Linked DNA regions of Homo sapiens: regions 1 and 3 are each linked to region 2. The links are chromatin contacts, found by Hi-C or POLR2A ChIA-PET in ENCODE. All regions are on one chromosome and are shown on one strand. The core of a region is the stretch at or near the end of the contact, and the rest is flanking DNA. Distances in the headings are between cores, read along the strand shown. Region 1 has its middle 21 kb from the start of PRR18. Region 2 has its middle 120 kb from the start of RPS6KA2. Region 3 overlaps RPS6KA2 (ribosomal protein S6 kinase A2).

What was found. A loop is a pair of places that touch in the nucleus more often than their neighbours do. ChIA-PET counts read pairs that join two places held with the same protein, here RNA polymerase II (POLR2A). Pooled maps may share reads with other maps.
Region 1: a map with no recorded cell type shows a loop between it and region 2 (2.7-fold over the local background). The contact joins two enhancer-like sites. A Hi-C loop is called at or near these places in 7 of 37 single-sample maps with no recorded cell type and 3 of 50 pooled maps.
Region 3: a map of naive thymus-derived CD4-positive, alpha-beta T cell shows a loop between it and region 2 (4-fold over the local background). The contact joins two enhancer-like sites. A Hi-C loop is called at or near these places in 1 of 168 maps with a recorded cell type or tissue (naive thymus-derived CD4-positive, alpha-beta T cell), 3 of 37 single-sample maps with no recorded cell type and 8 of 50 pooled maps. POLR2A ChIA-PET finds 5 or more read pairs at or near these places in 1 of 52 experiments (common myeloid progenitor, CD34-positive).

Annotation. Positions count from the first base shown.
Region 1 is chr6:166,285,666-166,288,365 of GRCh38, reverse strand. No RefSeq gene overlaps it. Among named protein-coding and RNA genes, the nearest start is that of PRR18, 21 kb to the left of the region's middle. RefSeq lists an enhancer at 1,147-1,316. Within about 2 kb of position 1,450, at least 5 of the 41 ENCODE cell types and tissues checked have a DNase peak (open chromatin) inside an H3K27ac peak, as active enhancers do.
Region 2 is chr6:166,749,881-166,752,580 of GRCh38, reverse strand. It overlaps a transcript of RPS6KA2 not described here. Among named protein-coding and RNA genes, the nearest start is that of RPS6KA2, 120 kb to the right of the region's middle. Within about 2 kb of position 1,425, at least 2 of the 41 ENCODE cell types and tissues checked have a DNase peak (open chromatin) inside an H3K27ac peak, as active enhancers do.
Region 3 is chr6:166,418,078-166,420,777 of GRCh38, reverse strand. It overlaps RPS6KA2 (ribosomal protein S6 kinase A2), which reads left to right. Exons shown (of 21, transcript NM_021135.6): 18 at 820-896; 19 at 2,436-2,553. All of the region lies in intron 1 of LOC124901460 (a long non-coding RNA gene), which reads right to left. Among named protein-coding and RNA genes, the nearest start is that of MPC1-DT, 36 kb to the right of the region's middle. RefSeq lists an enhancer at 1,187-1,256. Within about 2 kb of position 1,322, at least 5 of the 41 ENCODE cell types and tissues checked have a DNase peak (open chromatin) inside an H3K27ac peak, as active enhancers do.

The DNA of each region.
Region 1 (2,700 bases), core at 201-2,700, 460 kb after region 2:
ATATCTATACATGTATATATATCTATATATATCTGTACATATCTATATATGTATATATCTATGTATATATCTCTGTATTTATATATATCTATATATATCTATATATTTATATATATCTATATGTCCATATATCTATATATTTATATATATCTATATATTTATATATATGTATATATATCTATATATAGATATATATATCTTTATATAGATATATATATCTTTATATTTATATATAGATATATAGATCTATATAGATCTATATATCTTTATATTTATATATAGATATATAGATCTATATAGATCTATATATCTATATAGATATATAGATATATATATCTATATAGATCTATATATCTATATAGATCTATATATCTGTATATCTATATAGATCTATATATATCTATATATCTATAGATCTATATCTATATATCTATAGATCTATATATCTATATTTATATATATCTATATATCTATATTTATATATACATATATTTATATATATCTATATATATTTATATATATCTATATATTTATATCTATCTATCTATATTTGTATATATCTATCTATATTTATATATATCTATCTTTAAATATATATATATGTTTAAAGATATATGTGTATATATATACTTTTTTTGAGACAAAGTCTAACTCTGTTGCCCAGTCTGGAGTGCAGTGGCATAATCTCGGCTCACTGAAACCTCCACTTCCCGGGTTCAAGCAGTTCTGCCTCAGCCTCCTGAGTAGCTGGGATTACAGGTGTGTGCCACCATGCCCTGCTAATTTTTGTATTTTTAGTAGAGACGGGGTTTCACCATGTTGCCCAGGCTGGTCTCAAACTCCTGACCTCAGGTGATCCACCTGCTTCGGCCTCCCAAAGTGCTGGGATTACAGGCTTGAGCCTCCGTGCCTGGCCTGTACTTCTTCTTTGATAAATTGTTTATAGCTATTTTAAAACATTTTCTGCTGAGCATATGAGAGGTGACAATAATGACTAAGTGAGAGGTGACAATAATTACTAATCATTGTAAAGTATTTAGTATCTGCTAGACTTTGCTCCAAATACTGGGCAGATATTGACTCCTTTAACTCGTTTGACCCACTTATGAGGCAGGTGCTATTTTGGAGATGAGAGCATGGAGGGCCGGAAAGGTTCATGGACTTGGCCACCGTCAGAGATCAGGAGGTCAGGGAACCAAGGCTCAAACCTCTAGCCTAACTCTTGCCAACACGTAGTCTCTCTCAGGCCGGCAGGATAGGAGAAGGGAACCTGTTTAGTCATCAGTAAAGAAATTCCCTTCAAAACGGTTTCATCTTCTTCCTGTTAGGTCAGCACTCCGTCCTGGCTGCAGCCTCTGATAGCCAAGCGGATGAGGTCTGCTCTGTCACAGTAGGGTGAACAAATGAAGAGAAACAGGAAGTAACCTCAGTTGTTTTTCCCTATTATGGCCAGGTGGCAAGTAGGTCTTTGTGGAGCCACTGAATGCAAAAGCACAGAAAGGCCATCCCCCCAGCGGCCCCTTCCACCTGACAATGAGGAAGAAGGAATGCCTGCTTCCCAGGGGCCTTGCTCCTGTTGGCAGCAGTTTCTGTCGCTTGGGTGGAAAAGGGTCCCCACATATGTGCAGGACCAACTCTCTAGACTCGTGTGCAGGAATGATCGAAGAATTCGAGCAGCAGAGAGATAATTGTTATAGTTGTCCAATTTTCATCAAAAAGATACAAGAAAAAATAAAATTTATTACATTCTTAAATGTGGTTCAAGATAATGTTGAGTTTAAAATGATCAAAAAAGTATTATAATTTTATAAAGTATCATGATTTTAATGTAACTGAAATAGATGCATAGCTCACTCATCTTTCCAATTTTCAAAAAGAACATGACCAGTCCGGTCGCGGTGGCTCACACCTGTAATCCCAGCACTTTGGGAGGCCGAGGCAGGCAGATCACAAGGTCAGGAGTTCAAGACCAGTCTGGCCAATATGGTGAAACCTCGCCTCTACTAAAAATACAAAAATTAGCCGGGTGTTGTGGAACGTGCCTGTAATCCCAGCTACTCAGGAGGCTGAGGCATGAGAATTGCTTGAACCTGGGAGGTGGAGGTTGCAGTGAGCCGAGATTGTGCCACTGCACTCTAGCCTGGGCGACAGAGCAAGACTCTGTCTCAAAAAAAAAAAAAAAAAAAAAAAAAAAAGAACATGACCCTATCAGTTCCTTTTTTTCCCCCAGCAATATAGCTGCTTAATGAGGAGAATCCATGTTAAACTATGGTGAAGCCGCTCTGGATGAATAACAGAGCAGCCCCTTCTTGAAGCCGTGTGCCCACAAGGAAGCTCAAGTTAAGCGCTGGGTTAAGTTCCGATGGTTGGTAAAAGGAGCAGACAAGTCTCCTCCCTGACTCCTCACTGTATTTCCAAAGGTGGGTGCTCAGACGACACAAACTGTGGAGGGAACCCCAGCATTTCCTGAGCCCCCCAGGGCCTGACTGCCGCTTCCTCTATCCTCATCTGCTTCCCTGGGAGGAAGGTTTGCTTTTCCTTTTCCTTCCTAAAATACAGTGGCTTCCAGACCTTGACTGTCTGACCTCCAGTAAGAAATACACATAATTGTGATCAAGTGTGTATGTATGTGAGTGCATCTGAAGCAAATAATTTAAGGAAACTATACTCACTCTATGTGAAATGCAATTTCTTCTATTC
Region 2 (2,700 bases), core at 176-2,675:
TCATTATGGGTCTATCATCTCTGAATTAAATTAAATATTTAATAACCCATTAATGTTCTTAGCTAATGTCAGCTTTTGAAGTGACTGTATTCCTATATTTTTACTAATTATAAAATAAGATTTTGAAAAATCTCTCTCTGCCTTTCTGTCTCTTAAGGTTTCTCTTTCCATTCATTCTAAATTGCCTCTCTAGACTTCAGTGTGTCCGCTCGCTGTTGAATGTGAAGCTGAGGTTGGTAAAGGATGTGTACTCTGGTCTTGCTCTGCGGTGACTGTGGACGCGCTTCACAGCCCTACGTTTCAGAGGCTGTTCACTCTGTGTGATGTCTTCATCATACTCACAGAGGACCTGGGTTGTGGCTATACCGCCCATTGGCTAGGCCGGCCCATCTGGAAGATCACAGGTTATTAATGACTAAAATAGTTAGAAACGATGTCTTTATTTAAAATAATAAGCATTGATTTTATCTAATTTCTAACAAATGCACATGAGACATTGAATACCCAGGTACAAATGGACCTGGTGTCGCCTTTGAGGTCTCAGGTACTCCTTGGCTGGCCTGTGCTGGCCCCTTTGTCTTCTGGGGCCCCTTTCTCCAAGGAGTCTGGCTTCTGTGCTCCACGGAGTCTGGCCTCTGTGCTCCATGGAGTCTGGCCTCTGTGTTCCACAGCGTCTGGCTTCTGTGCTCCACGGAGTCTGGCCTCTGTGCTCCATGCTGTCCTTGGTCCACAGGGCCTGACCTTGAATCGTCATGAAGACATGTTCTGCTCATTCTGTAGATTTCCTAGAGTCTGTGCCACTGTTTGGCTTTGCATAGAATCCCCAAATCGGCTGACTATTGGACTTCACTAGGATGCGAATGGTGCAAAGTTTGATCCAACTGGCTGTGGTGGAAAATGGAAACTTGTGGGGCTTCGAGCAGAAAATTTGGGAATACCTTGATTCCAAGCTCAGACACTTAGACCCCTCTTTCCACGGCTCCAGTGGCGGCCCAGCCGTTCCAGACACCTAGGCCAGCAGAGAAGCCAAGCCTCAAGCCCCTGTCGCCATCTGTTATCTGCCTTGGGCTGGCCGGCCTGCACCTCCTCCACGCCCTGCGGTGCAGCTTTGCCTCCCCTGAGGGGTTACAGGCTCTGCTCAGCTGCCTCCTGCTGCAGAGCAGACCACAGCCCAGCTGGCTGACTCAGGGCCAACTCAGGGGAAGCCCTCCTGTGACTGTGCGTTTGACGGGACCCTGGCAGCTGCCGTCCCTGGAACTCATCTGAATTCCTGTGTAATCTCTGCCCCTTCCTGAACGCACCTGGCCAGAGGGCGCTGGTCTTGCCTCCACCTTGGGAAGAACAAGCAGGCGGCTTGGAAGCAGGCTTTTTGAGGTTTCAGGGAGGAGCACGGGGCTGGCAAAACTTCCGGCTGACTTGGGGAAGTAATGCTGTAAGATCTTACTGCTCCGCTATTTCACCGCTGAACCTGGAGGCCTGCCGTCACCTGCAGCTCGGGGGCACTGCGTGAGGGTTATAAACTTTGTGAGGTGCTGAGTTAGGGGATGCAGAGGCCAGCTTCGGTCACAAAAGCACACTTCACACTTTCTAGAGTGTCAGCAGCCTCACCTCTGTTTAGGCAAATAGAATTTGTCCCCTCAGAGAGTTGTGCTTTTCCTCCTGAATATGATCACAGTCTACGCAGCAAGAGGGATGTCTTAGCCCTTGGCCAGTTTCTAAATGATTCCAAGGAGCAGAGCTTGGATTTACAGAATTTCCCATTTCCATTGCTTTAGACCAATTCTCAGCTAGAGTTCCTGACCTCCTCAGTATGATCCTTGTCACTCTTCTCTTTCTGGTGCATGAGGGCTGGAGACTTCCGTGGCAATGTCCCAGACCAATGACACCCATCTGTGCTGCGTGCCTGGCATGTTCTAGGCACAAGGGATGCTCAAGGAGCTCGGGCTCGGGTGGCACCTGCGGTCCTCAGCCACAGTAGAAGGGAAGACAGCACAGATGCAGAAACCCCCGTTGTGACAGAGTCAGAAGAGGCACGGAGGGCAGTTCCTGGGCCAGCAAGCGCAGAGCCTGGGCATGTAGGAAGCAGCCAGGGATGTCTGGGGATTGACAAGTACAGGCCCCGGAAAGGCGTGTGTCTGAGGAGGAGGAGGGTCAAGAGGGGCTGAGGGAGACTGTGTGGGAGGAGTGTGTCACAGATGTGCGTGCACTGCGTGGGGTGACTCGGGGCCTCCAAGGCTGGTGAGAACTCAGGGAATCCCAGGGACCTCTAGGGTTGGGGTGGGGCCCTGGGCTGGTGAGCACCCCCCCAGGGGAGAAGCTGAGGACACAGGAGGGGAGCACGCCCGATGTCTCTGCAGCACTGCAGGGCACGCTAATCCTGTATGGCTCACAGAACTAACAAAACCTAGGCGGATGGAACCGCCCTTCACAGTAGCACAGAGTGGGGCTCCAGGAAGCCAACTTCTCTCCGGCATGGGCACCTCAGGGGCACTTGGTGCGGCCCCTGCCTTCTCCCAGGAAGGCCCCCTCCTCCCTGCCCCTCCCCGCTGACTCAAGCCGGGCTGGACTCAGAAGGGACATGCCAGCTCTGCTTCCGATGCTGACTGTGTGGCCACCTCCACCGCCCTCTCTGTTTTCCTCACTCAGTATCCCCCTTCCCCTTGCCCAGCCTCCTGCCTTAGTCTGTGTGGTGGAAAGGGG
Region 3 (2,700 bases), core at 73-2,572, 330 kb after region 2:
CACGTAGCCCAGAATGGAACTTCTGGGTATATACCCAAAAGAATTGAAGGCAGGGACGCAAAGAGACATGTGTCCACCCATGTTCATAGCAGCACTATTCACAACAGCCAAAAGGTGGAAGCCACGAGAGTGTCCCTCGGTGGATGAATGGGTAAGCAAAACGTGGCATGCACACACAGCGGAACATTGTCCAGCCTGCAGAAGGAAGGAACTTCTGACCCCTGGAGGAAGCTTAGGGTGTTATACTAAGTGAAATGGGCCAGTCACAGAAAGACAAACATTGCATAATTCCACTCCTATGAGGTCCCTGGAGGAGTCAGATTCACACAGACGGACAGTAGAAGGGTAGGTGTTGGGGGCTGGGGGACAGGGAGTTGTTGTTTAATGGGGACAGAGTTTCAGTTTGGGAAGGTGAAATGCTCTGTGGATGGATGGTGGTGATGTTGGCACCACAATGTAAATGGGCTTAATGCTGCTAAACTGTGCACTTAAAAAGGGCTTTGATGGTCAATTTTATGTCATACATATTTTACCGTAACAGAAAAATCCTTCTGCCTTAAAAATTAAGGCCCTCCTTTTCAGCCTGTCTGTCATGTGTCTGGAAAGAGTACTAGTTTACCATGTGGCTGGCCTGGGAGGAGTCCCACTGCAGTACCTTAGGGTTGGCTTTGCCTTAAGAAACAGTGGTCACACCGAAGACATGGCACCGCCCTCCTCCTGGTCCCCAGCTTGCCGGCGTAGGATGCCGCTGGAGAAACGTGCTGTCAATCTGAATGTCCTTAGTGAAGGGCGTGCCGGTGTCCTGTCGTTCCCTCCTAGGTCCTGAAGCGTCAAGGCTATGATGCGGCGTGTGACATCTGGAGTTTGGGGATCCTGTTGTACACCATGCTGGCAGGGTAAGCAGTCACCTCAAACAGGTGTCAGGAGGAGACACAGGGCAGCAGCCTCAGTGGCTGATCTGTCAGGGGACCAGGGCCAGCCCTGTCCTAGTGTGCGCATGTGGGCAAACCCAACGTGTATGCAAACACTCCCAGGCCTTGAGTGAACACTCGCAGACTTTCTTAGCCCCTCAGGACAACTGAACAACAAGGACAAGAAATGTAGCCACCCATTTTCTTTAAACTCAGCTCATGAACAAAACATCAAGTCTTTTGCCAGCATAGTCCCCATTCTCTCTGCTGCACCTGCCACTGTTTTAAAAGGTAGCAACAGATGTGCCTTCCAGACATCCTCTTAAACCGAAAGCCCCATAGCAGCTTCAGGGTCAAACAGCATCTGTACCTGGGTTTCGTGGTCATGAGTCATGCACGGGCCGGTTCATTGTGGTAAGACACGTGGTGTTACAGAAAGTGGCCTGGGCCTGCCATCCAGACAGCTGACTTCCATCTGAGCCCCACTCGCCACTAGCCGTGACTCTGGGCTAAACACTTTAACCTGTACCAGCCTCCCTTCCCTCTCCCCTGAGTGAGAAGAGGACACACCATGGTTGCTTCTAGGCAGGAAGGTCTAGGATCTTACAAGATCCGCTGGTTCCTATTACGTTTATTAAATACTTGAATGGAGGCAAAAAGAAAAGAACCCTAGACCATCGAATCCTGTTTGCTGTAGCAAAATGGCTTGAATGCCCTCATGAGAATGAATGAGCTTGGCCTGCTTTTCACTTATTTCATCATAAGTCAACAGGTAGTGTCCACAGCAGAAGGAGAGTAAATCAGGCCCTGAAGCCGCACCCTGAGGACTGCAGTAGCAAAGGAAGGAACCTCAGTTTCTTACCAATACCACAGTCAGGTTACTTTGTGACGCTTCTAATACTCACTTTGCCTATACGGAAAACTAGATCACACACTTTCCCACTAGAGGAAGCGCTGGCAGCACACGTGTCCTTCCTTTCCTAGGAGTGTGTGGGTGTGTTTTAAGGTGGGACACCATGAACACCTCCCACGCGCTTGGAATATGGCCAGAGCTGCACCAAGCATGTATGTGTATTTGTGCATACACTCTGCATTTGCAGTGGAGGCTCAAAAAGTTAACTTGTCAAAGAACACAGAGTTGGGAATACATCCACCGTGGGTCTCTCAGACTCCACGTCTCAGGCTCTCTCGCATGATGCCACACCATCACCGTGGAAACCACGGCACCAGGCAACTCACTAGGCCACCCCATCCCAGTTTACCTGGGTCCGGAGGGGATACAGCACAGGTCTCACAGGGCTCTCCCACTTGCCCATCAACCTCTAGCCACCCAATTGCTAAGGAAGGAAAACGGGCATAGTGTTAGAGGTAAGTTCCGCTTTCCCATGAATCCTGGCTTCAGAGCAGAGGAGGGAGAAGCAAAGTGCTATTCCTTTGAACAGCCAAGGGGTGATATCAACTTGCAAACTTTATTTTAGGTTGTAAAATACAAGCTCATTACCACAAATTTGTCTAATTATACAGATTTACCCCTTTTGCAAATGGGCCAGACGATACCCCTGAGGAGATTCTGGCGCGGATCGGCAGTGGGAAGTATGCCCTTTCTGGGGGAAACTGGGACTCGATATCTGACGCAGCTAAAGTGAGTACATGTCCCAGCGTTGCTTTTAAATATTCAGATTCTGAAATAGCCATATGATTTCTGAGGAAGCCAGGGGATAGGTTTTATGTAAGTAGTATAGGTATTTTATCCTCAGCATATTTTTTTTTTTTTCTTGAAATGGAGTCT